7 separate regions of the Mus musculus genome follow, and regions 2, 3, 4, 5, 6 and 7 are each linked to region 1. The links are chromatin loops, found by intact Hi-C in ENCODE. Cell type or tissue: heart. All regions are shown on one strand.

Region 1 (4,000 bases):
TATGCTAATGCAACAAATAAATACAATTTCCCCCTTTTCAAGACACTCATATCATAAGTATTCTCTTTTACTGTGTGTTGCCTTCTTCTATTGACTCATGTGACAAACCAAATAGCAAATGACATTTGTTTGCTTCAGATAGATGTGACAAACTTAGTGGTGTCTGCTATTTCTTTGACGTCCTAAAAGACACGACATCGATGTTCCATGTTTCTAAAGTAAATTCACTTTAAATTGTTTATTGATGCTGAAGTTCTTACAAAGATGCACACTATGAGCAAATGCTTTAGCTGACAACTCAAAAAAACAACATGCTTCGTGGAGCCTGAAACCCTGCTTTGGCTTAGAAAGAATCATAGTTTCGATTTGCCGTGAGAGTGAATGACTCAGCCTGGAAGATTGTTCGGCTCAGCCTAGCTGGGGTCATAGTAGAAGTGGCTGGCAATGTTTGTAAAATAGAAGAATCTTTCCTTGTGCATGACTACAATCCATTCAAGAAACAAGTATAATTCTTACCCATGAAACCAAAGTCAGCACTCCTAAGAAACCAAGTAAATACATTAAGGGAATAATCGAACGAAAGAACATCTAGAGAAAGTGGTAGATTCTTTCAAGCAAGTAAGAAAGAGTAGCAAAGGTTTGTTTTCGGTAGTGTATTTCAAGAGATAAGATGATTGACTTTTTTCTCCTAGATTTTTAATTTGAAAAATGCCAAACATATAAGCAGATTACACAACTAAAACCAACATACCTTAAGGGTATCCATTTTTAAATATCTTGCTTCATTTATCATCTCTCTCTCTCTCTCTCTCTCTCTTTCTCTCTCTCTCTCTCTCTCTCTCTTTCCCCTCCCTCCCTCCTTCCTTCCTTCCCTCCCTCTTAGTCTTCTCTGAGATATATTAGAGAGAGAGTAGAGAGAGGGAGACAAGCAAGCTGTTTTGGATGACATATTTGAAACTTTCCTACAGTGGCCATAACTCCTTAGTTCTGTCTGTCCCTTGAATAAGAACACCTTGCTTCAAAATCATCACACTATCAATCACAGTCCTTCCTCAATAGCTTGTGGGTTCGTTTTTAAATTCAACATTCAATCAAGCATTACAGAATATACAGAATTATACATTTAAGTGGGTCTTTAGACTTTTTAATCTGAAATGAGTTTTCACCATGATGAAATAAGAACACAATATTTTGAATATTAGTCTCAAGGCTGATCAATTAATATTGGCAGTAAATAATGGCAGTAAATAATTAGGAAAGTGACTTCTAAGACCTATTGTTATTTTTGGCCAAAAAATATGTTATCATTTCACCAGGAACTCTCCTTCCAACTCATCTAACTTCAAGTGATGTAGGGGGAAATATTAATTAACTAATGAATTACAGCATATTTGCAACTAGTAGCTTAAAGCACATAGACACCCATATATCACATTTAGCTCTTTAAACTCATCCCCAAAAACAAATTGGTGGTCAATCTTTTGTGTGTGACTCAAAGTTAATATTAATATTATTGAAAGAGAACAGGCAGCCAAACATGTAATATTTATTGTCCTTTTCTCCTTAAAGTCATTTTTGTAACAATTTGAACACATTCCAACAAAAGTTGGGTAAATACTTTTAGCAAGCACTGTTACATTAAATTTATATTTATTCCTTGACTATTTCCCTTCTTCTCAGTTGTTAGATTTTAAGAAAAGTATGTTTGTTGAAAACAACTTACTACTAATTCACTTCTTCAAGAAAAGTCTTCACATTATTAGAAGTGTAGCACTAAAGCACAACCAAACCACCGCATGATGACATCTTACAAATTTAATGTATCACATTCAGATGTTATGTCAAAGCATGCATTTCAACTTTGTATGTATGATAAAATGAAGACTCATTTATTAGTATTTATGACCATACATGTCAATATCTGTTCATAATGGAATAAACATATTCCAAGTACATATATGTGCACTAAAGTTATTTTCTAAATCTTGTGACAAATAGATGAAATGTTTTGTTTCATTTAAAGGCAATTCTTTAAAAGGAAAAATGCAATCATACTGAGAGACATGCAATGGAAATATCACTTCCTGCTTCTAATTTCTCCCTGAAACTAATGAAGTCAATCAGAAATAAACTATTTTAGTGTGAAGGTACCGGGCAAAGACAAGAGCATGGACAGTTAGGGGATTTCTATTGCCACCTAGCGTCTAACTTTATAATGGACTGATTTCTGAACATGGAAACAGTCCTATAATCTGGAACAGATTCTTTGAATGAAAAAAGTAATTATGAAAGTCGATGCTCACAGTCAGCTATGGGATGGATCACAGGGCCCCCAATGGGGGAGCTAGAGAAAGTACCCAAGGAACTAAAGGGATCTGCAACCCTATAGGTGGAACAACATTATGAACTATCCAGTACCCCAGAGCTCTTGACTCTAGCTGCATATGTATCAAAAGATGGCCTAGTCGGCCATCACTGCAAAGAGAGGCCCATTGGACTTGCAAACTTTATATGCCCCAGTACAGGGGAACGCCAGGGCCAAAAAGTGGGAGTGGGTGGGTAGGGGAGTGGAGGGGAGGGTATGGGGGACTTTTGGGATAGTATTGGAAGTGTAAATGAGGAAAACACCTAATAAAAATATTTTAAAAAGTAATTATGACACTTTTCAATCAAATAATTTCTTAGTTCTTTAAAAGCAACCCACTATTTCTTTATGAACCAGTAGTTATGTGAAGATAATTTTGCACCATTAATTAATTTAATATTTATTCATCTAAAATTCTGATTGCTGGCCCCACTTCCCCGTCCCTCCTCACAGGGCAGGGTCCCTCTTCCCCTTCTTCTCTGAGAGGGTGGGGTGCCCCTGGGCACAGATAGTTTTTAAAATCACATAACAAAGACAAAAGTTTATGGCAACTGTGCATTCTCTCTCTCTCTCTCTCTCTCTCTCTCTCTCTCTCTCTCTCTCTCTCTCTCTCTCTCGTGTGTGTGTGAGTGTTTGTGTGCACGCACTTTAGTGTACACATTCTGTATGTAAGTGCATTCATGTGTGTGTGTGAGTCGAAAATCAATGTAAGTGGTCATTCTTCAGGTGGCTTCTACCTCTTTTTTATTTCTTTTTGAAAAGAGTCTTAATATAAGCATGAGGCACGATGCCTAGCATTGACTTGTTAGCATGCGCTCTGAGCATCAATCCCAGTGCTCTGTGTCTATACAGCATGCACTTTATTCACTGGGAACTGTTCATAGCTGCCAAATAGCATTTTGTTATTTTTTAGATATAACAATATATAAATTATTAGAATATAATTTTTGAAATTTAATAGTTTGTATGCCATTGTAAAAACAACTCAGTTTTCTTCCCAGCAGCGTAAAGGCTCAACAACTTACGGATATAAGAAACCATATTTAAGTAGTTCTAGCAGCACCATGAAAAGATCCCAGTGAATGTTTCTGGAAATACAGCTCAGTGGTGTGATAGTCTGATTCAACAGACACTTTAGTAGTCACTTACTATCCAAGTCAAGAGCATAATGCAGTAATGCAGATTACAACTCTCAGGAGTGATGTAACGTGGTGTTTTACTGGTCTACAGTAGGACGGTCAAAGTCACCTTCTTTATAAATGGATGTTAGCAGTTGGCCCAGAAGTGCCATTCTCCAATGTTCCCCTAAAAGTCGAGTTGAACTATCTCACCCTTCTTTTATCTAATATGGGGCAGACTGAAAAGGCTCATCGAGGTGATAACCACCTCTCCTCTAAGAATCAACTTCACAATTTGACTTTGGCAAACTGTCCACACTGAACGACTTATCTGCATGTGAGGTTCCCCATCACAGTCATGGCTACTCTGTTTAATTTTGACTTTTCATAATGAAACAAGTTCTGTGTGATAGCAGCAAGAGGCACATGCGTGTGAATACTTTTAAATCTTCATAGATGAGGACAGACTGCCTCTTGGCACCTCTTCTGTAAGATACACCACAAGATTAGGAGCCTT
Region 2 (4,000 bases), 660 kb before region 1:
AGAGAAAGGGTGTCCACAAGCTGTTACTAACGAGGTTTAGGTTCCATGCCCTGAACAAGGAAATGGCCCTCTTTGTTTATTTCTGTATTTATTGCTGTTGGGGAGAGAATCCAGGGCTTTGCTCATGCCAAAGCAAGCGTTGTCATTATTTCAAGTCACCAATCTGATGTCAGCTTGTAAGAGAAGCCACACCTGTCCCCGAGCCCTGTCTTTCAATGGCTAAGCATTCCTACCCCCCCCCCTTTAAAAAAGACTTTCACTAGACCTGTGTGCCCAGCACTTTATTAAGCAGGGGCAGGGTGGTCAGTCTGAGGAGGAGAGAAGAAAGCAACAGTCTTCAAGGCTGCAAGAACGCTTCTCGGGATCTGGCGTGCTGTGGGGGGCCTGGCTTGGTGCATGGGAGTATTTAGCAGGTTCCGTGCCATTATTGCCTAACAGGGTGTGAAAAGTAATATGGACGTGAAATACTGTGGGAAAATGGAGCGTTTCCAAGCAGGCGGGGGTGGGGGGGCTCTGGTTAGCCTGAAGGGACCAGAATCCCTAAGCCCCTTTGTGGTGCTCCAGGAGTTGTGAACAGGAAGGCAGAGGAAAGGCGGCGGTGGGGGTGGCGGTGGCGGTGGGGGTGGGGGTGGGGGTGGGGGTGGAAGGGGAGAGAAAGGAAGAGAGGTGAGCACTCTGAGCACTCTAGTGGCAGATGGGGACCCATGTGACAGCTGGAAGCAAAGCCCTGCTTCCTGTACTCCTCAACTGCATCTTATGCGTGAATGTATATAAAAGATGAAAACAATATTTTATCCTGTTAAAAAGCCTGTCAACCCAGCAAGGGCCCGAGAAAAAGTATGTGGGGGCTTCCTCAAGAGGTGGAGTTGAAAGCCGAGTGGAAGGCCAAGACACTAAACTGATGAAAAAGTTTCAACCCTAGATCTAGAGCACTCAAACCTAGCTGCCTAGGCAGTGCCCTGTAGACAAAGGCTCCCCCAAATTCTGACAATAATATCTCTACCTCCAATACACTTAGAGGGGTTCTGGTTTTCCTACCTTGGGCCTCAGCAAGTCCTACCTCAGGCAATAGAGGGAGCCAGACCTCTCACCTTCTCAACAAACCTTGAGAGGTGCGATTTCCTCCCACCCCACCCCCGACTTGGGGGATGGGGAAATAAAGACACAACCCCTTCCTCCCCACCCCACCCCCACCCCCGTGCAGAAGAGCACATAGATGCAGTGCGAGATTATTCTCAACCGTTTCGCATCCCTGGGCATCCCTGCCTCTGTCCAGACAACCATGTGAGCAAGAGCCTGGAGACAACTCCTCCACATTCAGTTGAGGAAGTGAGGGAAGAGACAGGCGCTGTTGTTCTCCCAGCTGGCTTCTTTCCCCACCAGTTTGAAGTCCTTCTTAGAAGCACAGGACTTCATCAGGCTGCATCGCAGCACCCAGGCCATGATACAGGTGCTTGCAGATGGTACAGCTAGCACCAGGTTTGACAACGGCTCCCACAGCATGTTATTCTATCTTAACAAGTATTCAGTCACTATTCAAAAGTCATTGGCTTTCTAGTGCAAATAACTCCACGTTCTAACGATCAACAAACCGAAGCTATAGGAGAAAAACAGCGAGGGCGTGATAGGGAATGCGCAAGGAGAATCAGAATCAGACTCAGAAACGAACGCTCGCTCGCTTGGGTAGGCCAGAAACCGACTGTGCTTTGCTGACCTCCAACTTCCATCCCGAGGCCTGAAGCTCCAAAGTCACACCTTGTGCTCCCGCTCTCAGGGAGCACGAAGGACCAAAGGCCTCAGCAACCGCGTCCCCGGCAAACCGGCCTCCTGGGAGAGCCGAGGCCTCAGGACCGGAGCTCGCAACTTCTTTCCCCCATACTCACGCGCACGGCCCAGGCTCCTTCCTCCCCTTCCCTCTGGGGTGAACTCACTTCCTCCAGCGGCGCCGCTCCATCCCCCTCGCCTGCATCCCGCACGGGCCTCCAGATGCTGCCCAGCGGGCAGCGACTACTAGCCCGGCCTTCACCCTTCTCCTTTCTCCCCCTAGGGGCTTGTCGGACGCACGCCCCAGAGCCGGGTGGAATTCCTCCTGGAAAAGAGCGGAAGTAGAAACCCAGTAGAATCCAGAGGAAGCTGCTTCTCGCAGCCCCCGGCTGAAGGCCAGGCCTGTGTTCTTTTGGATGCCCATTTGACTCTGGACCAGGGCCTGGGGCTCTTTTCCTTCTTTCTTCCTTTCTGCCCCGCCCCCTTTCACCCTGTTTCTCGCTTCAGTTCATTCGTGTTTTTAAAATTTCATATGTAAGAACATTAAAAAGAAAGAGCAATTTCGCATTTAAAAGTCGGTAGCAGCAGAGGGGGAATTACAAATAGGATGGGGTTTAATTAGCTGGTAATACTCCTCTCATGCCCTATAATTAAACAGAGATTCATTCTAGTGGCGCTTCAGGGCCCACAAGTGATTATTACAAGCATATTTTACGTTTACATTAAAACTCTGTCCCCGGAGTGTAGTACGGGATCTGACTCCATTTATTCGTATTTCAGAACTGAAGCACGGGGGCCAGAGCGCGGCTTTTCAGAAATGGAAGGCTGGTTCCTTGGTTGATTTTGATTTTCCCCGCCCTGTCTTGTTGATTCTGAGTGCCCCTTCACCACCACCCCCAAAACCTGAGCACCTACACCCTCAGTCCCTACTGAGACCCACAGTGTGTGCGCAGGGTGGGGCTGTTTGTGCAAAACAAGAGCCACTTAGGGAGGGGGCACCTCACTGTGTGCAAAGGCATCCCCAGTACAAACTCAGAAACCTCAGCTCACACCTGAACAATCTCCAGCGCTCTCCTCCTTGCCATTCCATCTGTTTACATTTCTTACAGGTTTCTTATTCATCCATTTTAGTCCCCAAGCAGGCCCACAGCCTCTCTCCAGCCTAAAGGCTGGCTGAGACTGGCAGTCCTCTGGACCCCATAGTTCTATGGCCACTTCAGCGACTTCAGGCTTTAAAGGAAGCCAGATCCAGCATCTTTGAATTAGAACTGTTTTCTTCTTAGAGAAACTATTCTCTTAGCCCCAGGCGAGACAGATCCAAGTCCCCTAGGCTGGCTCGGTAGAATATTAGGCAGCATGAAGTATCTGTGGTGTGAAAAAGCAACAGGCTCCAGCAGCTGTCTTGGAAGAGAATAAAGAGTTCAGGAAATGGTGGAGATAGGGATGCTCAGTCATCTGACCCCTACTGCATTTCCATCTTCCCACCTAATTCTCTGTTCTGCCTCCCCCTTAAAACAGTTCCTGTTGAAACATCCTTTTTATTTATCTTTAATAAACAAGAGTTCCCTGGAAATAACTACCCACAGAAGGAAGAGGAACCCACCACTCTCATCTCCACTAATTAATGAGACTTGATGGTCTAGAACTAGGACCATCTTCAAACCTATCATATGGATAGATGTGGCTAGACCAGATGAAATCTGCAAGTCCACACCTACCGCTGAATTTAATTCTTTTCTTCTGTAGTCTATATGTATATATGCACAGAAGTGCAGGTGTTCAGAAATGTACAATATACTTTTGTGTATATATAACATTTGTAACAGTCTGTGCCAAGATGCAGAAGAGAACAAATTTGGAGAGCATCCTCTTTGGTTGGTCCTTAAAGACCAGACCTCCCTTCTGGGACTAGAAAGAGAGACCTCCAGGGTGTAAAGCCTGAGGGTGGGGGTGGGTAAGTAAGTCTCCTAAGGACAGCTGTCATCCAGGTCTAGTCACAGTCACATGATTCATTAGAATCCTTAATCCTCATGAGAAGACTAGCATCAGACCCTCTGACCCTGCCAGTGAAACCTCATAAAACTGGCCAAGATGCTGGCCAACATACACGTTAATTAGAGTGACATGGTTCTTTGGCATCTAGTCTGATGAACAGCTTTGGGGCTTCAGGGGGCAGAAGGTTTGGGGTCCCTTTCACCACCAAATGCCCTTTGGTCCCACCAAGGCATCAGTTGGA
Region 3 (4,000 bases), 650 kb before region 1:
GACAGTCTTTTTCCTAAAGGATATACTTTCATTAGGCTATAAATGCTCCAGCAGATGAGAGAGGGAAAGGTGTGTGTGTGTGTGTGTGTGTGTGTGTGTGTGAGACAGAGAGAGAGAGAGAGAGAAAGAGAGAGAGAGAGAGAGAGAGAGAGAGAGAGAGATATCACCAGAGACAGGTGTGATGGTTAAGGAATGCTTGTAGTTTGAGCACTAGGTAGCAACTAGGTAGCATCCTGGTGCAGGGTGTGCCACCTCTCCTGGCAGAGGCCTCCCTTCCTAGTTTTCAGGTTCTCCTGAAATTCCCCAAGTCGTGTGTGTGTGTGTGTGTGTGTGTGTGTGTGTGTGTGTGTTCAAGTTTGTTAAATTGTTAAATTTTATTAGTTGTGTTCTTACTGTTGAAGACTTTTCAGTCCCAGTTACACCTGTATCAGTGAAGTAAAATATTTCAGAGCTGAAGGGACCTAAGTGGGTGTCCCCAACTATGAGTGTCCTTGTCTCCCATTCCTTTGTTTCAGCCTGTAGAAGCCTGAGTCTGTCACTGGAGAATCATCCAGCCTTCCATTGGAGGCCTCCACAGCACGGGTTCGCAGTTAGAGGTCGGTAGCAGTTTAAAAATTATTGTAAAACATCGCCTGGATGATATATAGTCTAGGTCAGATTAGCAATCATATCCGATGTTTAAAACACACCCTGAATTGTGACCCTGTTTCACTAGGGAATTGCACCCAATGGAGAAGAATTGGAGCAATAATTACTTTCTTCTTGGGAAAAAAAATATGTTTCTAAAGAAAGCGTTGGAATCAAGGACGAGTTAGGTAATGTGTATTAAAAAGGCCAGCAAGTCGCTGTCGTTGAAACCCAATCACAGTTCGTAGTTCAAGGCAAACTGCTTTTAATTGACATGGTGTATATTCGCCTGCTCCTCTCAGGGTTGCCCGGGCAGAGACGCCCCAAGAGTATTTATTTCTAGGGTGGAAACAAAACAACCACCCCCGTCTACCGCGTTAAGAGAGCGCTCCAAGATGGACTGCCGGAGAAAGGCTTTTTGACCCGGGTGGAAATTAGTCATATTGACAGACGCGCAGGAAAGGTAAATTACCCGGCGCGCTGACGCTATGCAGAAGCGCTCCGGGATCCGACTGCGCCGCGGCGCGGAGGGGGCCGGCTAGAGGCTCCCAGTTCTTTGCCCCAGATTTCCATCAAGGTTGTTAGCTTCTCTGGACCTGGGGTTTCAATGAGAAGGCGACTAAGCGAGCCCTAATAAGATGCCTGACAGGGGAAAGAAACAAAAATAAAGCAAACAGAAAGAGAGAAAAGATTTACCCTTTCTGAGCTGGGAGGTGAGCAAAGTACAGAGCCAAGAGAAAAAGCTAGCAAGGTCCGCAGAGGAAAGAAAGGGGGAGGAGGCTGCGAGGCACGGACTTCGAAGCTCTCGAGAGCCTAGGCCGCCACTTGGGAGGTCCCGGCCTCAGTCTGGCCAGGCCAACCACATCCCCGGGAGGATCGGAGCTAGGGCGGGTCACAATTACACCTCGGCTCCAGGCGAGGGCTTAAAACCCAAGTGGTGGGGACCGAAGTCTGGAAGCAAGGCCCCCGCGGTCATGGGGTGGGGGAGGCAGGCCCGTGCACAGGAACCTTTTTACAAGACATGTGGGTACAAGAAAACAAAATCAAAATAAACTCCTTTCATCCACCACGGCCAAAGAAAACAAAAGCTGTCTTGTAGAGGAGGTGAGCGGTCGTTTTGAAATTCAGCGTGTTTTGTTTTTATATAAAGAGTTTTTTCGATTTTTTTTAACCCGATAATCGAGGCTGGAATTGTCAGGGGAGGGGAGGAAGAACTTACATTGGCGGAGGTGAGTGGGGTTGGCATCATAGGTTTACCCCTAAGGTACTGCAGCCGTGCTTCTCAGCACAAGCTGGAGCACAAGCTGGAGACTGCTCGCACACCAGATGGCAGCAACATAGGCAGAGTCTGATGGTCCCATCTCATTTCTTTGCAAAAATTAGACTCGAGAAGGGGAACATTGGAAGGCATTTAAAGTGTGACATCTAGACTTGACCAAAGGCTCTAACTCGAAAGATAGTCACGGTGGCCACGGTGGCCACGGTGGTCACCGAGGAACCACTTTTTCCTCATGGCTGTAGGGTTGGGGCCTCCCCATCTATTTCGGGCTTGGATCCTGGGCTCAAAGGAAGGAAAGGATCAACTGCTTGGGCTTTGTTGTCAGGTTGTCGGGGTGAAGAAAGTGATGACCTTTCACGGGCAGCATCCCCACTCTGTAGAGGTGGCCGGTGGCTTCTCCGGACCTTCAGCGTGGCGTGTTATTTTTAGGTTTCTAGGCGCTCCGGAAAGACTCTTCTCCAGAGAGGTTGTGGGAGAAGGGGGCGGGGGTAATAGGGTGTTTAACAAGGCACACTACTTATTATTAAAGCAAAACAGAACAAAATGCACTCTCTAGATTCCTCTCCCGGGTTTCTGATGTTTGGTCTGCAAAAACCACGCCAAGATTCACTTTTAAGAAAACCTTGGGGGGAGGGTGGGTGGGGCCTAGAAACCGCTCTCTGCTGGGCTCGAATCCAGTGCTCTCAACCTTACTTTCCCCTTCTCTTCGGCCACTGCCCCTAGCCCAGAGCTGGCCAGAGTAGCTCTTCCGGAGAAGGACCGAAGGGCCGGGAAAAGGGAAGAATCTCCATCTCCGTTGCTTCTGCAGAGCAAAGGTTTGGAACATTTCTGAAACTACTTTTAAAGAACAGTTTGCAATAAGTTCCTATTTCTACAATACGATTTGCTGGGGGAGTATTGTGTAGAAACTTGGGCTTCCACCCGTCGTCCCCTCTCACCTTGAGGAGGCCTGGGTCCAGTCTGACCTCTCAGGTCGCTGTTCAAATCTCAGCAACGTGCTCTCTTCCTCTTCTTTAGGGTGCTTGGCTCCTGCAGACTCCCTCCCATTCTCTACCGGCACCGACCTCAACGGTAAGACTCAGCCTCCTTTTTTAGGACTCCACACTGCTTCTCCAAAGAACTAAGCTGGCTGGAGTCGAGACAAGGCGCCTTCAGTTTCTTCCTTTATCTCCCGCCCTCCCCGCCCCCAGCTTTTCCTCTCCAGAGTGTGTGACTCATTGGGTCCACCTTGAATTCCCCTAGCGACCCACTGCCTTAGCCCGCATCTCTCTACCCACAGGATTGCCTTGCTTTCCGGGTGCATGTGGGGGGACCTCAGTGCTGGTTCCACCACTTGGTGCCCTGAGCCTGGTAAACAGGGACACTCCCCCCCGCCCCCCCACTCACCGCATCTATGCTCTGAGTGGCCTTCAGGAGTCCAAGATGCACAAAGGAGAGACAGTGCAGAGAGAAGAGGAAGGGAGGGGATGGTGGTGGAGATAAACCCAGCATACACACACGCACACAAAACCAACTTTGGGATTGGACTGTTTCTATTTCAGACGACACGACCTGGATGAATGGAGTATCCGGAGAAGGTTTTTGAAGACGTTTAGGAGGAAGGGTGAGTTTTCTGTTGAGAAACTCAATCTGCCATACAGTAGCGGGCCCCATCTGGGATCTGTCACTGCTGACAGCACCACAGGGCACAGCCGTGATCTTCTGCACAGCCTGCACTCCTCGAAATACCCTCCTTAATCAAAGGATGTCTGCGCGCCGGCGCTCAGCTGACCGCGCCAAAGCAGAGAGGCCTAAGAGTTCCACCCCTCCCGCCCCCTCCCCAGGCTCACAACCTCCCCCAACCCTGTCTTTCCAGAGCATTAATTAAAAGCGGAAAAAAGACAGAGGCTGATGTCATTGCTCTCAGATCATAAACGTAAGAGTCATCCTGTGAGAATCCCTGAAAATGACTTTAATGAATAATTTCAGAGACAGTTATGGCTTTGGGTGATTACTGAGCGAGAATATGAAAACCAGATTTTCAAGGGAAGGCGATGGTCAGGCGGTCTGACCATCTCCACCCCCCATTAAAACCGCATTAGTTTCCCTTCCCAA
Region 4 (4,000 bases), 630 kb before region 1:
ATTTATAAAACATACACAAAGAATTGCACACACAGAAATATTTCAGTGCTGGATGTGCATTTGAGAGGTAGACCCTGGCTTTCACTCACAGAACTTAAAAATAAGCAATTAAAAAAACCCCGCAATAATACAAATAAAAGTTAATTATAAAGAGAATTATTTCTTCCAAGCTGTAAACAAGTCATTTAGAATTCAGACGAGAACATGGCTATGATTTTGTATTTATACTCTTTGGAACTAGCTAGCAGTGGATTTAAGCAAGCATGCCATGCAGTCTGGGATTGAGGATAAGTAGGAATGAAATGGCTGCTTAACACGTGGAGCTTCTGAGGCATCATTTGTGGGACTGAAGGACTGACTTGTGACTGGAGCCCCTTTCCTTCCCAGTTCTAACTGCCATGTTGAGGGTACTCCTTGGAAGACTCCCCAACGTGACTTTATTTGCTGCACGGCATAGATGGATTTTTTTTTTTTTTTAACCTCTGACAGTTCACTCCAAGCCTTTCCTGCATTCTTCTACAGTCTTTGCTTAGAGACAAGGGACTTGAGCCAGGATAGGTTAGGTTTCAGGTTAACAAAAAGAAACACTTTTATTGTCAATATTAATGGCAAACTTCGATTTTTACAAGGCCTGGGTTTAGCAGATCAAAAGCAGCTTGTCTTGATTTCTCAATATTCTCTGGAGTTTAGACAATTAACTGCAATTTTGGTTCTAATGAAACAATATGAGAAAGCTAGTTGCAAAAAACATTGGTAAAGTTAGCACTGGGATACAGATTTTTACCTGTACATAACATATTATGATCTAGTAATTTATCCCTTCAACTGGAGCTGAGTTTGGAAGGAGCATTCCTTTAAGAAAATATGTTCAAGCACCGTCCTCACTTGCAATGTCATGAGTCTTTTTCAGAGTGTGCATTCCACGGTTGCCTTTCTGGCTGGGTAAGGATCCGGCAGACTGAGGTCTTCCTGGTAATTTGGGTACACCAAGTCTCCAGTTAATGATAGATAATCAGCCTTTGGGTCATTCGGTCATTCTCTTATTACAAACCCCTCCTGCTCTCTCTGATCTCCTTTCAAACTAAATTTCACACAAACAAATAAAGCAAGACAGGGACAAATTCTCAAAAAAAAAAAAAAAAGAGGGAGAAATATTAGAAACTTCTGATACAGAACTCTAAACAAGGAAAGGCTAGCTAAAAGAGGATAGGAAAGAACATCTTATCAAATTGAACATGCTGTGTACAAAACATTAAAAGAAAAGGATCTGGTTTCTGTTAAAGTGACAGAAAATTAAAATAAAAATAATTGCAGGCAGCAAAGTTATAATGTAAATAGAGAAGGCAGGATGCTTGCTGGAAATGCGCAGCACTAGGAGGCAAATTTGTTGTTACAGATTATGTATCTGCACTCTGATTGGAGAAGCGCTACTTTGTTCTATTTTCCAAAAGAGAATGCTTTTCTTTTTAATACTTGTGTGAGAGTGCTCATTTAAGTCAACACAGGCCCCAAACCCTAGGACTAAAAAAGTGGAACCGCATTTTTCTTGCAAAGCATCCAACTTCAAAGGAGGCAAATGTTTGCATACAGGAAAAGGAGAATTCCATTTCGAATACATTTGGAGACTTCACTAAATCCGTGGGACTGATGCTTTTTTTTTTTTTTTTTTCTTTTGCCGACAGAAGGCACAGTTCATTCTCGAGCAATTCGTCACCTCCTGGGGGTCTTCTCTTCCCGTCTACAGGAGAGTGTGACTTCAGAAAGAACTTCGGATTGGCCAAGGTATATGTCAGATTAGACCCCAGGGAAAAGAGCAAAGGTGTAGGGCTCATGCAGTCAAGGTCTCTGGTGAGAGCGCCCCTAGTGCCGTTTTACTGTCTCTGCTCTTGAAAATTCCCTTTGATACAAGTTCCAAAGCTAGTCACAGACGACCAACTTTGATCATTTCCAAACCTCGGGCTTTCGATCTTAAACCTGGTTGGAATTTTGGCTCAAGACTAGATCAACCTGCCATTCTCCAAGATAGAAGTGGAGCTGTGAAATGAATGTTGGTGATAACCAGACTCCCACATTGTCGCCAAATGTGGGTCTGGCACCTTTTGATTTGACAACCTCTTTGACAAAAAAGGCTTACCTTCCCAAGCTAGAGAAGAACCTACACTTCACTGTTGCCTCTAGGTCTTTCCTGAGTGTTTCCACCTCATAAGAGGCCTTCTGGTTAGCTTCCCCCCTTGCACCCATATCAAGCCTTCCATTCTCTGAACTTTCTGGTGAAACCACGCAGATGTAGTTTGTAGTTCTCAGGGTGCAGATCTTTCACTTTACGCGTCTGTGTCCTCTAACAACACAACTAATGCTTCCGCACAAAAAGATGCCCTCAAAGCTGGTGGAAAGGCGATTTAGAGAAATCCGGGTGTTCTAATTGCAATCAGGTTGTGTTGTTTTACTCTATTTTGAAGGCCATTAAAGCTGGTGAGCGACTTGGAAGTCATTTAGAAAGGAACAGACCTTCAACCTCAAGCCTTTGCGGGCACTGGGAAAGTGTCTTCCCAATCAATCTGGCTTGCAGGCGGCAGGACCAACTCTGACCTGGCTTATCTTGTACCCATCCTAAATACACCAAACTCAAGAGGTAGCCAGGGCCGCCTCAACACCGAGGTCAGTGCTCTGGGTGCCTTAGTTTCTCTCTTTATTCAAACAGTGGTGGAAATGAAAGAGGGATGTGAGCTAGATTAAAAGGATCAAGGGAGAGTGTTGCCTGATACCAAGCTGCGCTCAATAATTATTTACATCTTTTCCTCCTGCCTCTTCATTTCTTCTTTTCTTTTCTTTTCTTTTCTTTTCTTTTCTTTTCTTTTCTTTCCTTTCCTTTCCTTTCCTTTCCTTTCCTTTCCTTTCCCTTCCTTTTCTTTCCTCTTCTTTCCTTTTCTTTTCTTTTCTTTTCTTTTCTTTTCTTTTCTTTTCTTTTCTTTTCTTTTCCTTTTTTAATATTTAGTTGCTTTTATTTTAAATTCACCTCCGGAGATAGCTGCTTGGGAGTCAGCGGTCCGAGTGAGGCCTTCCGGTGGTGGGGCAGCGATGCTCAGAGTGCTGCAACGACTCCCACGCAGGGGAATCGAGGTGGGGGTGGGGTTGTGGGAACTGTTACTCGTGTACCGACACCGACCAGTGGTCCAGGCCCTGGGATGAATGCTGGATCTCTCCCCTTTTATTCCGGCCAAATTCTCATTCCATTCCCATGCCCTTCTGTGGAGTGGACTGGAGGAAGCAAGTCCACCACGTTCCGGTCAGGACAGATCCTCCGCTGGGAACTAACCAGGGGTTGATATCTTCCTCCAAGACCTTTTCGCCCGATGCGGGCATGAAGGGGTTAACTGCTCACCTCGGAGCCCCGGGTGCTGAGGGAAGGCCACCGCTTCCCCCAACACCCCCGGTCTCATTAGGGAAAACCCTCGCCGCTATTTTCGACATTTCCTCAATCAAGTGCCCTGAACTAGAGCTGCAAAAACAAATTGGCGGCAAAAGCGTAGATCTTGTCAGGATGGAGGCGAATCCAACATTTCAGCCTTGTTTGCTTTGAAATTACGGGCTTGGCTGGTGCCTGTGGTGCCACCAGGGCAAATGTGCTGCCGCCCGCTCACTCTGAACCCAGAGCCATTGGTGGAAGCGACCGCAGGGCCACTGCTGGAGAGGAGCGAGGGGTGGGGGTGGGGAGCGGGTGAAAGTGGGGAGGGGGGCGCACTAAAGTGACCTGGTCGCTAGGAGCTGGCGGAGCCCTAGCCCAAACCCCTGTGCAAAGGGCTCTCAGCGTGGAGTTAGACACTGGCTTTCCAGTTTCCTGGCCGAGCCACCAAGGTATATGCAACATTTGTAAAATGCAGATTCCACATATGGACACCAGTGTTGTTTCTTCAGCTTCCTTTCTGTCCCCTGCTTCTCTTCCCCTCTCTCCTGTCCTCTTCAGTAACATTTTCTCCAGTAAGTGTTAGCGGTTGCTGGA
Region 5 (4,000 bases), 850 kb before region 1:
TGTACTTACAGAGCTCGCCTCTCTGTGCCTCTCAGTCACATGGATGCTAAAACAGACCTACAGGTTGGTGATACTAGTTACAGCCCGGCACCACAACAGCCCTGAACTCCGTGACAGTACATTGAACTTGGAAGTCTCACACTCGGGTGCTGGCTTGTTACAAACCATACTGTTTCCTGTGTGTTGGTTCTCTTCATCCTTTAGATCCGAGGCCTCGAAACTGCATACTGTATTGATAGCATGGGGAAGACGAATGGAGGCTTCGTGGAGCTAGGACCCTGCCACAGGATGGGTGGGAACCAGGTGAGTCCCCTTCCTTCAGGGCTGGTCAGCACTGAGATCCACCAGACTCACTGGTCACAGACAGACGAGTTTAGTTTGGGTTTGGGTTTTGGTTTGCTTGTTTGTTTTGTTTTTAAGATCCATCTACCCATCCATTTGTTATGCCTGCATATATGCCTGCATGCCAGAAAAGGGTGCCAAGACTTCCTTATAGATGGTTGTGCGCCACCATGTGGTTGCTGGGAATTGAACTCAGGACCTAAAGAAGAGCAGTCAGTGCTCTTAGCCTCTGAGCCATCATCTCTCTAGCCCTTTGTTTGGTTTTTAATTTATTAATTTTGACTTAATAAAAAATGTTCAGTAAAGCTAAAATATTTCACTTAAATAGGGAAATGTAGAAATGTCTGCACACAAGTGATAAAAGTATGTTCTTGTGGGAACATGGGAACGTATACTAATGATGACTGAGTAAGCCTAACCCCTAAAGGTTTGCAAATGGGGTTTACTAAGTGAAATTGGTTTACTTCCGGTACCGGTAGGTATTTTACACAAATATTATTTTACACATATTCTCTTGCTTCCTAATGTAGGGATTTTCATATGTCTAATTTCAGTTGTGAAAAAACTATTAGGCTTGCTTCTAGCTTTTAAATTTTTTTTTGTTGTTGGTAATGATAAATGTGTTAATTACCCATTCTGTGTATTAGAGGCTTAAAGAATTAAGAGTGTAATTCTTATATTGATAGAAGTCTTCACTAATCTCAGAATGACAGTAGTTCTTGTCTGCAGACTAGAGGTCTCCAACATGGACAAAAATTATAGAATAAGTTATTCAGGTTAATTATAGGAGTTATATTTCATCCTTTTCATAAAACATGTGTTGGCGAGAAAGACATCTCCATTTTGTTTGTTCAATAGCTTTTCCGAATCAATGAAGCAAACCAGCTCATGCAGTACGACCAGTGTTTGACAAAGGGGCCTGATGGATCCAAAGTCATGATCACACACTGTAACCTAAATGAATTTAAGGAATGGCAGTACTTCAAGGTATGCCGTCGTCCAGCTCCCGGGATTGCCTATGCTGTCGCGTTGTCAGGAACAAGTAGCCAGTAGAATTTAGATGGATAAATCTGCAGACCAAGTGTTCACATGTGTGACTTGGACTTCCAGCGTGAGTTATTTACACCTGCTTGCTTGGGTGAATCACTGAGCTATAATGAGGTATCCCTTGTGTTCCCTGGAGCAGGGACATCATGCAGCGAGACCACCGTGATAGGCATGAAGAGTCAGTGCCAGTCTCAGAAACTCGCGAATGCTGGTGTTCCAGGAGGCCGCTACCAGCGCCGTTTTCAGATCTAAATCCAATGTTAAAAATGTGAATGAGTCAAGGACAAGCAACAAACTTAGACCATTAAAGAAGAAAGTTCTTGCCTCTTGCTGTCCAGCAGGTGGCGGTAGAGACAGGCAAATAAGAAATGGCCGCTGAGCCTTCCTGTTTCTTCACCTTCTGCTGACTGGAATAGGGGTTGGTTGTTTTAAAGGTCAGATTTATTCACACGACCCTGCAGCCCTTGGAGCTGCTTTTCTGTTAGGGCTGTGCAGGTTTAAAGCTTTCTGGCAAGATTGACCATGTTAATGGATTAATGTATAATTTTTTTCCTTTGATTGAATTTTCTCATAGATTTTTTCCCCCTCACATAACATATCCTGATTATGGTTTCCCCTCCCTCTGCTCCTCCCAGTTCCTCCCACCTCGCCTCCCGTCCAAATCTGCTTCCTTTCTGTCTCTCATAAGAAAACAGACGGGCTGCTAAGGAATCATAATAAAACAAAACAGGAACTAACATATCAGAACAGGACAAAACAAGCAAACAGAAGAAAGAGACCAAAGGGAGGCACAGGAGTCAGCGACCACTCGTTTGCACACCCGGAATGTATAATCTTCAAGGTGTCCGTTGGGACAGAACCAGTCAGTTTGTCTTGTTATGAACTCAAACATTAGCCAAGCCTTGCAAACTGAAAGGCTCGGAAGAAGGCCTCCATTCTAATCATGTAATGTTTGCTCTCCCACTCCCGCTCTGAAGGCATTGTTCCTTCCTTAGAAAATATTCCCAGGCGCCATCTCGTGCATTCTGAGCACGTCAATTGCCGAGTTTTATTTTTATGCACTGTCACTGTTTGTGTCCTGTGTGTGACATGCGTGAGGAGAGAGACACTCCGGCCCTGTGCCATGCACGCATGTCCTGAGGTCAGAGGACAACTTTGAGCAACCTGTTCTCTCATCCACCTTTATGTGGGTCTCAGGGATCGAACCTGGGTCAAGAGGCTTTGAAACAAGCGTCTTAACCTGCTGAGTTAGCTCTCAAGATCCGAAAACAAATTTTAATAACGAGTTGGAAAAGATATTAGAGAATCCTGACAGGTTGATAGTGTTTATTTTCACAAAAGAAAATGAAGAGGAACCACTGGTAGAGACCTGTGAGAAGAGCAACTTTTAAAGTAGAAAAGAGTAGCAGTCATGAGTGGCTTTCTGGAGGCTGAAGCAGGAATGTGAGTTCAAGGCCAGCCTGGACTACATACTGGGACCCTGGGTCGCTGACTCTTGTGATTTCTTGGGTTTCCTTCTGTTTGCTTGTTTGGTCCAGTGTTGGTTCATATATATATATATATATATATATATTATTATATGTAAGTACACTGTAGCTGTCTTCAGACACACCAGAAGAGGGCATCAGATCTCATTACAGATGGTTGTGAGCCACCGTGTGGTTGATGGGATTTGAACTCAGGACCTTTGGAAGAGCAGTCAGTGCTCTTAACCATTGAGCCATCTCTCCAGCCCCTGGTGTGTTGGTTCTTGTTTTATCTTACTTTATTACCACCCCTTCGAAGCCTGGCTGTTTTCTAATGAGAGACAGACAGGGATCGGATTTGGATGTGAGAGGAGGTGGGAGGAACTGGGAGGAGCAGAGGGACGGGGAACCGTAAGTAAGATACTACATAGGAAGACCACACGAATGGATATTGGCTGGGGATAGAACTCAGAGGTACCACATAGTAATTTAATCCTCAGTACCAACCCCCAAATTAAAAAAAAAAAATTAAAAACTAGAATCTACATGTTTTAGGTATTTAAGACACTACACATTTGTTCATCTCCCCAGTGACAGAGTATGAGGGTGTGGAAGCTATCTAAAACATGCTGTTCTATAATGTATAGATGAAAAAAAGATGCAGTTAAAAATAAGCAAAAATGTTTTAAGGGAGGGAAAAAGAGAAGAACGTAGGTGATTGTTTCTGGTCAGTTTTCAGAGAGAAAAACTAGATGAGCAGAAATCCAGCATTAAGAGTCTCAGGAGAATCTGAGGACCGCACTCAGGTTGTCCCTAATGTGAGCTGACATTCTGTGCAGTCGCCATAGGAAACAGTGGATGCTGTTAGGAAAGGGATTGTGACATACGGGTTGCTGAGAAGATCATTATGAGCCGAGTCTACAGATTTCCTGGCTTCAGCATTCCCCCTTAAATCTTAAGGGTAATTGAAACTCACTCAGTACTGTTGTGCTAGCCTGGAATCTCAAAACTCGTGAGGCCAAGGTAGGAAGGCTGTGTATTTGAAGGCAGCCTATGCAACAAAATTGAGACCCTTAACAGTAAAAAGATAACCAACACTCTTCCCAAATAGCTCTCATGTAGGTTGTTATTAAGAGTATTTCTGG
Region 6 (4,000 bases), 200 kb before region 1:
AAAAAAAAAAAAAAAAAAAAAAAACAAAAAACAAACAAACAAAAAAAAACAAAAAACAAAAAACAAAACCAAAACCAAAACCAAAACCGATGTTGGTTTAGGAGAATGGCAGTAGTGGGTTCTCCTGTAGGGTCTATGACTTCTCCAGCTTAGGTTTTCCAGTACCAGGTGTGAATTCCCTCCTATTGATTAGCTAAGTCTAATTAGACAGTTGTTTCCACCAGATGTATGGGTCTCTATAGCCCCACGGGGCTTATCATGCAGAATAAGTCATTGCTGTGCCTCCTAAACTTTACAGATGGATAAAGTTGGCTGCTTTTCTCCATTGGCAATTTGTATAACACCTTCTGATACTATGAGTGCTAGCCCTATAGGGACTTGGGGACTGACTTCAGGTCGGGTCCAGCTCTCTTCCACTGAGTCTGACAAATACAGAGGCAGATGCTCACTGCCAACCGTCGGACTGAGGTAGGACTTTCTCTACCCCAATGCAGGAGGTAGAGAAAGGACTGAAAGAGCTGAAGGGTTTTGTAACCCCAAAGGAAGAACAATATCAATTAAACAGTACTTCCCCACCCCCCCGAGCTCCCAGGGACTAAACCACCAACCAAAGAGTATACATGGAGGGACCCATGGCTACAGACACATGTAGCAGAGAATGGCCTTGCTGGACATCAATGGGAAGAGAGGCCCTTGGTCTTGTGAAGGCTCGATGCCCCAGTGTAGGGGAATTCAAGAGCAGGGAGGCAGGAGTGGGAACACCCTCACAGAAGCAGGGGGAGGGAGCATAGGATAGGGAGCTTCTGGGAGGGGGGACCAGGAAAGGGGATAACATTTGATATGTAAATAAAGAAAATAACCAATAAAAATATTTATCCACTGTTGGGTATATTTAAAAATACCACAATATAATTTTTTAATAACAAAACATTTTTATCATATTCATCAATTTTTTCAAAAGTGTCATTTCAAAAGTCTTATTCTATGATGGACACATCTGGGCACACCCACAAATCTAGTTATTTCTACAAAATCCCCAGCAGTAGTGGCCACAACAAATTCATAACAGCATTTAATTTCACAGAAACTCAATAGAACTTCATTCTGTTGAAATAAAAGTGCAAAAGGTTTCTGGGTGTTGAAAGAATAATTTAGTAGCTCTCGGCAAAGTTTCCACCTCGACACATTTTATACTCGTCATGGAAGGGTTAGTAACACAATTTCATTAAGTTCTAAAATGCTAGCTGAGATGACTATAGCCTAAAGAACAGCAGACTGCTTTAAAATGAGATAGTGCTTATAAAAATACTTTGAGAACTTAAAAGCATCATATAAAATGGAGACTCTGTTTTGGAATCACTTAACTAAAATTTCAAGCGTTGATAAATGAAAAAAAAAAAAAAACCCTATGGAACCTGAAATGCTTTTTGTTTCTGTTTTTAAGCTTGCCTGTGCAAACGCTTTCAATGAACTGACGAAATCTATGCCACCCATTAACACATTGAGATCACTGATACACCAGAAGTGTAAGGCAGGATCAAGCTTTGAGGTCTCCTTGAGCTTATCTCTGAAGAGTGTTTCCTTAACTATTTTGCCACTAAGTAAATGCAAGTTTATTTAGTAGTCTTTCTAAGTTGTGGTAGTTAGAGGAGGATAATTTTTTTTTCCATTTTTATTAGGTATTTAGCTCATTTACATTTCCAATGCTATACCAAAAGTCCCCCTTACCCACCCACCCCCACTTCCCTACCCACCCACTCCCCCCCTTTGGCCCTGGTGTTCCCCTGTACCGGGGCACACAAAGTCTGCGTGTCCAATGGGAAGAGGAGGATAATTTAAAAAGTTCTTTCTCTTTCCAATGATTCTCTTTTCCTAAGGCTACTCTTATAATCTTCTCTTGACTGATTCTCCTTAGAGGTATGGATAGTTTTCATTTAAAGCTTCACTCTTGTAGGAAAAGATATGTACAAAGTGTTCTTATTGGTGGAGCATTTAAGAAACAGTCACACTAAAAAAAAAAAAAAAAAAAGAGTACCCAGTAAAGCTGCTGGATAGCTCTATCTCCCTCTACTGGCTAAACAACTCTACCAGGTTTTGTGTGTTACTAACCTAAAACCCTTCACTCCAGAAACAGGCAGGGAAAGGAAAGAAAGCCACTCACCAAATCCTATGCTAAAGTCTTTATTTACATCATATATACGAATATAAATATACATATCTATTAAGCAACACTCAAAGGAAGACTTACTTCCTTTAAAAAATAGAGAGAGAGAGAGAAAAAAAAAAACAAGACAATTCTTTAATATAGGCACACCGTGTTCTCTGTGCACAGGGCATCGCTTCGTACAAGACAGATATAAAACAAATGAACCCTGAGCTAAAACCTCATCTCACCAAACCTCATGGTTGAGGGCCTGTGTACTGTAAGGACAACATAAAATGAAACCCGGTGTTTTGTCTTTGTGATAAACGACTTATTAGTACAGTTACTGGGAGGATGGAGCGAAGGCAAACCCGAGTTTAGGTATTTTAAGTGGGGATCCAAGTTTTCTTTAAGTTCATAGGTTAAACAGGTAAGTGATTTTACACGTAAGCCCTTCCTTAAAAAAAAAAAGCGGGAGAGGAGGGTTGGGGTGAGGGGGCAAAAAATGATGAAGTCAGTGTCTCACTTAGAGCTGGAAGAGACCTACTTAGAATCCAGGCTCTCTGCAGACTGGCCCCACAGTAAGTGGAACCCTCTGACATGAAGGGCCTGCGGACCAGCAGCTGGGTTCTGTCACCCGGGCTGGGGCGGTCTTGTTAGTGTAGCATGACCCTGGCGCACTCGCATAGATAATACCGGCACCTCTTTTCACTCTAATCTCCTACCCGTCTGAGCAATTCAGCAGGAGATAGGGGCATTAGGGCCATATTATTCCAAACAACATTTAGCTGAATGGTAGCTAAAGATTGTGACAGGGAAAGACAAATTCTCCTGGCCAAATACTTTGCTTCCCAGAAATGTTTCCCGTTTTAGAGCTTTTGGGAAACACACACACACACACACACACACACACACACAATCATTAAAATGGAACCAAGATGGAAATCCACGCCATTCTTAGCTGAACCCACACCAAAACCCTTTTGGATTTCAGACAGAAATTTTAGTCTTTTCTTATGCAACTGCAGACTATGGTAAATAAACACTAAGAAGTGTCAGTTAAACACTAAATGGTGTATTTACATATTTGCACATTTTGTTGATGGTATGCCAGATATTCGCAGACAGACTGCCTTTGCTGTGTGTGTGTCTGAATGCTCACTGCTTGCAGGTATTTGCAATACTACAGGCCAGGACACTGAATGTCCAGGGTAGGGTGGGATGCTGGTGGCAGTGGTGTGTATTCACACAGTGACATAGTAATCCGTGTGTGCCTTTCACAATCCAAAGAAGAGTAAAATCATAAATTCCTCAAATATAACTTTCAGGGCTATAATTGTGGCCCATTATTGTATCTTAAAGTGGGAATCTAAATCAATCAATATATCATATGTCACAAGATATAAGAGCACCCCCAGCTATATTTTCTATCTCTGTTGTATTTTTTTCTTCCAAAATATACAGTGACTGGATTTTGCTGTGATGTTCTAATAATTCAGTTTGTGTTTTAAGTTCTGACAATAGGACTTGTGGGAAAAAAAATAAACCATCTCTCCGGTAATCTGCAGTGCCTGGTGCTCTGAAATGAGATCAGACACTGATCATAGAATGTTCTTTCCTGTGCGGGGGCTTGGCTCACCAAAGGCCAGTTATTCTTTTAGCTGTGTCTGCACTGATCATAACCTCCAGTTATACAGCAAAGTTAACTGAAGCCTGTCTCTCACATACCTTCATGATGTTCACAATACTTATTCCTTAGGAATACTACTAGCAAATTAAAATTTATATTCATAAAATATATACCTATTGTTTACTTTTGAGGAAAGCTGTATAGTACTAGAGAGTTTTCCTGTTTCC
Region 7 (4,000 bases), 670 kb before region 1:
ACTAGGAAACCTAAAATGGAGTTTGTGGGCAGGTTCCTCTTGACCAAGATATGGGACTCTCCTTTCCTCCTGACTGACAGAATGGTACAGAAATCTCAAGCCATTTGCTTCATACATTTGCAGGGTAAGAGGGAGACACAGAGGCCACACCCAAGTTGAGTGTTAGCTCAGCTAGGCAACCTCAGCATCTGGAATGCTCTCAACAGGGAGATGGCTGCCATTCCCAAGGTCAAGTCTAGAAGGGCAACTCCTAGAAAAGTGTTAGATGTGTTTTAATCAGCGCCTTGGGGTTTGAGCAATGGGAATAGTACCTGCTTCTCAGCACCAGAGCAGAGGGGCTGTAAAAGCAGTGGAAGAGTCTTCACCCTCGCATCAGTCACCAAGCCTCTGAAGTACTCACTATGGCCCTCAGCCATTCTACCAGCAGCTGTTAAGACACCAGGATCTTTTGCAAACTTTCTGACACCAGCTATTTCTCCCCCACAGTATTGGTTTCAAGATGAACAAATAGTTGACAACCCGTGGTTTAAAAACCACTGCTCTAAAAAAGAAAGAAAGGAAGAAAGACATTGCTCCAAAGTGTACATTGCAATATAAACATATGACCAGCATTATTTTTTTTAAAAAAATCAACAACACATGTCCTTATTAATGTTGCTGAGTACTTTATGTGTTGGTGTATGTCTTTCTGTCATTTAAATTAAAATCCTAAGATAGCTATAGACCATACGCCAACTCTATTCCCACAACATTCCAATGCATTTAAAAATCACTTTTATTAAATTTATCTTAATTTCAGATTTGATGATTATTGTCTATAGTTGCAATGTCCAAATGTCATTATTACATTAAAAAATATTTTCCAAATTTCAACAAGCATTTTCACTTAGTGGAATTTGATTTAAATCAATGTAAGTGTTTAATGATGGGGTTTCTGTCCTATTCCTGTCCATTTACAGTATGCAAAGACTGGAAACATTACAAAAATTTTTAAATAGTGTTTGAAAAAGAAACGTGTGCACTTTAGAAAGATGCAGCCCCTCAGATGTCTGAAAGAACCTGAAACCCCTCCTCTTGAAGCTGGAAGATCTCTTCTTTTTAACCATGCATGTATTGCCAGGTAGGCCACCACACAAGACACTCCGAGACACGCTCCTGCACACACTCGGAATGTGCACACAGAGCGCACGTGCCCACCCGCCCCTATGTCATCTGTAGCCCAGGCAGATTGAGGACGCTGGCAGATGGCAACCGGCCATAACCTCTCCTGCTCTCTTCCCAAATCAAAACCCACCGTAAACACCACGAAGAGCCAGGAAACCTCACGGCTTTAATCATTTCCTTTCCCCGAGTTCCATGTGGCACACAGGACACTCCGCTTTCCTTTGGGCTTGTCGGCATCTTGCGAGGGGTGTGGGAGAAGAAAAAAGAGAAAAGCCAACTGGTGTCTGCAGAGGCGGGCAGAAAGCTCCCGCCCCAGCCGTGAGGGTCCACCCGCCCCCTAGCTCTCTCTAAGCCAGCCAGCCCTGGAGCCCTCCGCTACTGAACGACTTGAGAGATGGCGCCATCTGGCTTTTTAAAGAAGAACACAAGGCGGGAGGTAGAGGAGGCGGTAAAGGGCAGGCTGGCTCCTTCCCAGTGCCACCAGGAGACCAAGGATCAGCTGGGGCGCTCTTCATTCTCTCCTCCCCACAAAGTCGGCTCTGGCAGACCGACCCCTTAATCCAACGACCCCGACCGGTGCACGAGGAACGTCAGGCTGCTGGAGAGCTACCTCCTCAGCCCTCAACCCCCACCCACCCACAGAGCTAACTGTGGTACTTAAAGCATTATAGTCAGTAAAGCGCCACAGAGCACAGAACTTCTACACCATTCTGCGGAGCCAAGAGGGGACAGAAAAAAGGGCATCCCGAGGTTAGGATCTCCATGGCTACTTACCACTCACTTGCCATTGTGGCAAGGAATCAGGCTAAAGGAATCCCCCGCTCTACCGGACAACCTGGTACCTTATTAATTCACGCATGTAAAGGGAATAATGTTTTCTTTAATTGCTCCAAGAGACTAATGAGGAATTTAAATGAAAAGCTAGATCCCTCCCCTTCGACGATACTATTATAGCAAGAAGGTTTAATAAGTCATAGAGAAATGGTAACTGATCTTTATGGTAACCGTCTAGTGGCTCGTGAATTAGCAGTTTGTGTTTTAAGCAGGTGGATTGAACAGTTTCACAGAACTATGGCTAAAATGGTAGAGACACCTTTATCTAGGGCCCCGGACCCTGGCGTCAACCCTTACCACCAAGAAAAGGAGAAAAAGAGTTATTATTGTGTGCTTTTTTTTTTTTTTTTTTTTTTTTGGCCTGCTTCCTTTTAAAATGGTAGAACTTAGAGAAAACCGTTGGAAGTTGTTTTTTCCAACCCAATGTACAGTGCTAGAAATAACACACACACACACACACACACACACACACACACACCCCACACACGTGCACGTGTAAATAATATGCAGGTCTGATGATGTACACACACAAGGGAAATGTGCATCTGCAGTCATCATAATATCACCCATACATCGTTAATCAGTTAACAAAGACTTCTGCATTCAGCTTTCATTTATTGCTCACAATATTAGGGGCTGTTGTCAGTCTCACACACACTTTACACACAGGAAAAACAGTGCTCAGAAAAATCTCTTCCTTCAAATGTCGATGGTAAACTAAAGTTACTTAACACTGAGTGTCACCATATCCAGCAAGCATTTGATGGATACCTATTCAGTATCTGGCACTAAATAAAGAAAAAAGATATATTCTACTACCCTCAAGAAACTTTCCTTGAAAAATGACACACCCCTGAGTCTTATCATAGGATTTTGAGGAGAGGCGGGCTGAATCTTGTAACAGAATAAAGTCTGATGCAGGAGGGAAGTATGAAAGGCAAATGCACACAGAGGCAAGAGATACCAGAGAAAGGCAAGATGTACTCAGAGGCCAGAGGAACCAAGCAAAGCTAAGTGATACTGAGTTTTGCTCTCATCCTTTTGCCAGTAAGTTCCTCTATGGCCAGTGTAAGCAAGTAGTCTGCCCTCCTAATAGCTGGGCTTTTAATATCTGTCATTCTAGGACAACATCTGGCAATGGCTCTTGAGATTGGGCAACTCATTCCCATTTCGTTTCTGCTCTCTGATGAAGCGATTCCCTGAAACCTGGTCCTGCTTAGGGTCCTTTCAGCTCCCAAGTCATCCACATGGGTGACTAAAGGAAAAGAACTTCAGAGCAGGGAAGGTACCTGGTCCTCTATACATCCCAACTGTTCCTTGAGTCAGTTTGGATTTCAGCCAAGCACCATCAATCCTGCTTAGTAAAGGCCAATGAGGACAAGGTGAGTAGGAAAGAGGAAGCTGGAAGACAGTTCCTTAAACCATGCTCTAAGGGAAGATAGTCCCCCAACACAAGCAAGGGAGCTTTATAACATCATCCTTATGGTGAGTCAACCTTGTTAGCTCCTCTGATTGCTACCCACCCCAGTGGGTAATTTGGGAGTTGACTGTGTGTTGAGAAGGGTCAGTTGAATACTATATGAATGGTGTTTTACTTAATTTCCCTCCTTATTTGACTTGACTAATGATTTTCATCTATCTTACCTTAGACTTCAGTATTAAAAAAAAAAAAAAAAAACCAAACAGATTTGCTACTGTACTTCTCACTAGGGAACCCATTACTTTGTTCAAAGGTCTCAAATTACAAGCAGAGTTAGTTTAAAGAAATAGAATTCTAGCACACATCCTTAATCCAGTACTCCAGGAGGGAGAGGATATCTGTGAGTTCCAAGTCAGCCTGATTTATACAGTGAAACACTGTCTCAAAATGAAACAGAGAGAGGGAGAAGAAAAAGGAGGAAGAAGGAGAAGAGGAAGAGGAAGAAGGAGGAGGAGGTGGAAGAAGAAGAAGAAAGAAGGAGAAGGAGGAGGAGGAGGAGGAGGAGGAGGAGGAGGAGGAGAA

What was found. Peaks named below come from ENCODE experiments on the same cell type or tissue, not always from the same donor. Only the 100,000 strongest peaks of a DNase experiment are listed, where the experiment ranks them.
Region 2: it touches region 1 in a loop (7-fold over the local background); 7 of 42 quality-filtered maps call a loop at or near these places.
Region 3: it touches region 1 in a loop (5-fold over the local background); 8 of 42 quality-filtered maps call a loop at or near these places.
Region 4: a loop joins it to region 1, with 6 times the contacts of the local background. A loop is called at or near these places in 2 of 42 quality-filtered maps.
Region 5: a loop joins it to region 1, with 6 times the contacts of the local background. A loop is called at or near these places in 5 of 42 quality-filtered maps.
Region 6: it touches region 1 in a loop (5-fold over the local background); 2 of 42 quality-filtered maps call a loop at or near these places.
Region 7: a loop joins it to region 1, with 6 times the contacts of the local background. A loop is called at or near these places in 3 of 42 quality-filtered maps.

The regions. Positions count from the first base shown.
Region 1 is chr8:56,680,907-56,684,906 of GRCm38, reverse strand. No RefSeq gene overlaps it. Among named protein-coding and RNA genes, the nearest start is that of Fbxo8, 130 kb to the right of the region's middle. In heart, a CTCF peak has its summit at 2,208 (motif pointing left); no DNase peak of the experiment used is centred here.
Region 2 is chr8:57,338,994-57,342,993 of GRCm38, reverse strand. The region is part of intron 1 of Hdnr (Hand2 downstream lncRNA); the gene reads right to left. Among named protein-coding and RNA genes, the nearest start is that of Gm34030, 5.9 kb to the right of the region's middle. In heart, CTCF peaks have their summits at 1,058 and 2,030; a DNase peak (open chromatin) is centred at 1,993; H3K4me3 peaks cover 2,380 bases; H3K27ac peaks cover 2,994 bases.
Region 3 is chr8:57,331,478-57,335,477 of GRCm38, reverse strand. Gm34030 (a long non-coding RNA gene) reads left to right here and starts at 338. Exons shown (of 4, transcript XR_378998.4): 1 at 338-1,090; 2 at 2,630-2,721; 3 at 2,924-2,977; 4 at 3,448-3,787. It overlaps Hdnr (Hand2 downstream lncRNA), which reads right to left and starts at 3,043. Exons shown (of 3, transcript NR_131041.1): 1 at 2,845-3,043. RefSeq lists an enhancer at 587-2,350. In heart, a CTCF peak has its summit at 1,948 (motif pointing right); DNase peaks (open chromatin) are centred at 1,517, 2,337, 3,097, 3,547 and 2 weaker places; H3K4me3 peaks cover 4,000 bases; H3K27ac peaks cover 4,000 bases.
Region 4 is chr8:57,312,297-57,316,296 of GRCm38, reverse strand. Hand2os1 (Hand2, opposite strand 1) reads left to right here. Exons shown (of 6, transcript NR_154048.1): 3 at 1,683-1,782. Among named protein-coding and RNA genes, the nearest start is that of Hand2os1, 6.6 kb to the left of the region's middle. In heart, a CTCF peak has its summit at 1,861; DNase peaks (open chromatin) are centred at 1,866, 3,466 and 3,606; H3K4me3 peaks cover 3,804 bases; H3K27ac peaks cover 4,000 bases.
Region 5 is chr8:57,528,931-57,532,930 of GRCm38, reverse strand. It overlaps Galnt7 (polypeptide N-acetylgalactosaminyltransferase 7), which reads left to right. Exons shown (of 12, transcript NM_144731.4): 10 at 205-303; 11 at 1,201-1,329. Among named protein-coding and RNA genes, the nearest start is that of Gm51574, 9.3 kb to the left of the region's middle. In heart, CTCF peaks have their summits at 515 (motif pointing left) and 1,722 (motif pointing right); DNase peaks (open chromatin) are centred at 1,770 and 2,030; H3K4me3 peaks cover 505 bases; H3K27ac peaks cover 575 bases.
Region 6 is chr8:56,882,457-56,886,456 of GRCm38, reverse strand. All of the region lies in intron 1 of Gm33501 (a long non-coding RNA gene), which reads left to right. Among named protein-coding and RNA genes, the nearest start is that of Gm33501, 4.3 kb to the left of the region's middle. In heart, a CTCF peak has its summit at 2,073 (motif pointing left); no DNase peak of the experiment used is centred here; H3K27ac peaks cover 1,712 bases.
Region 7 is chr8:57,351,340-57,355,339 of GRCm38, reverse strand. Hdnr (Hand2 downstream lncRNA) reads right to left here. Exons shown (of 3, transcript NR_131041.1): 3 at 760-1,401. Among named protein-coding and RNA genes, the nearest start is that of Gm34030, 18 kb to the right of the region's middle. In heart, a CTCF peak has its summit at 1,576; a DNase peak (open chromatin) is centred at 1,539; H3K4me3 peaks cover 2,074 bases; H3K27ac peaks cover 1,674 bases.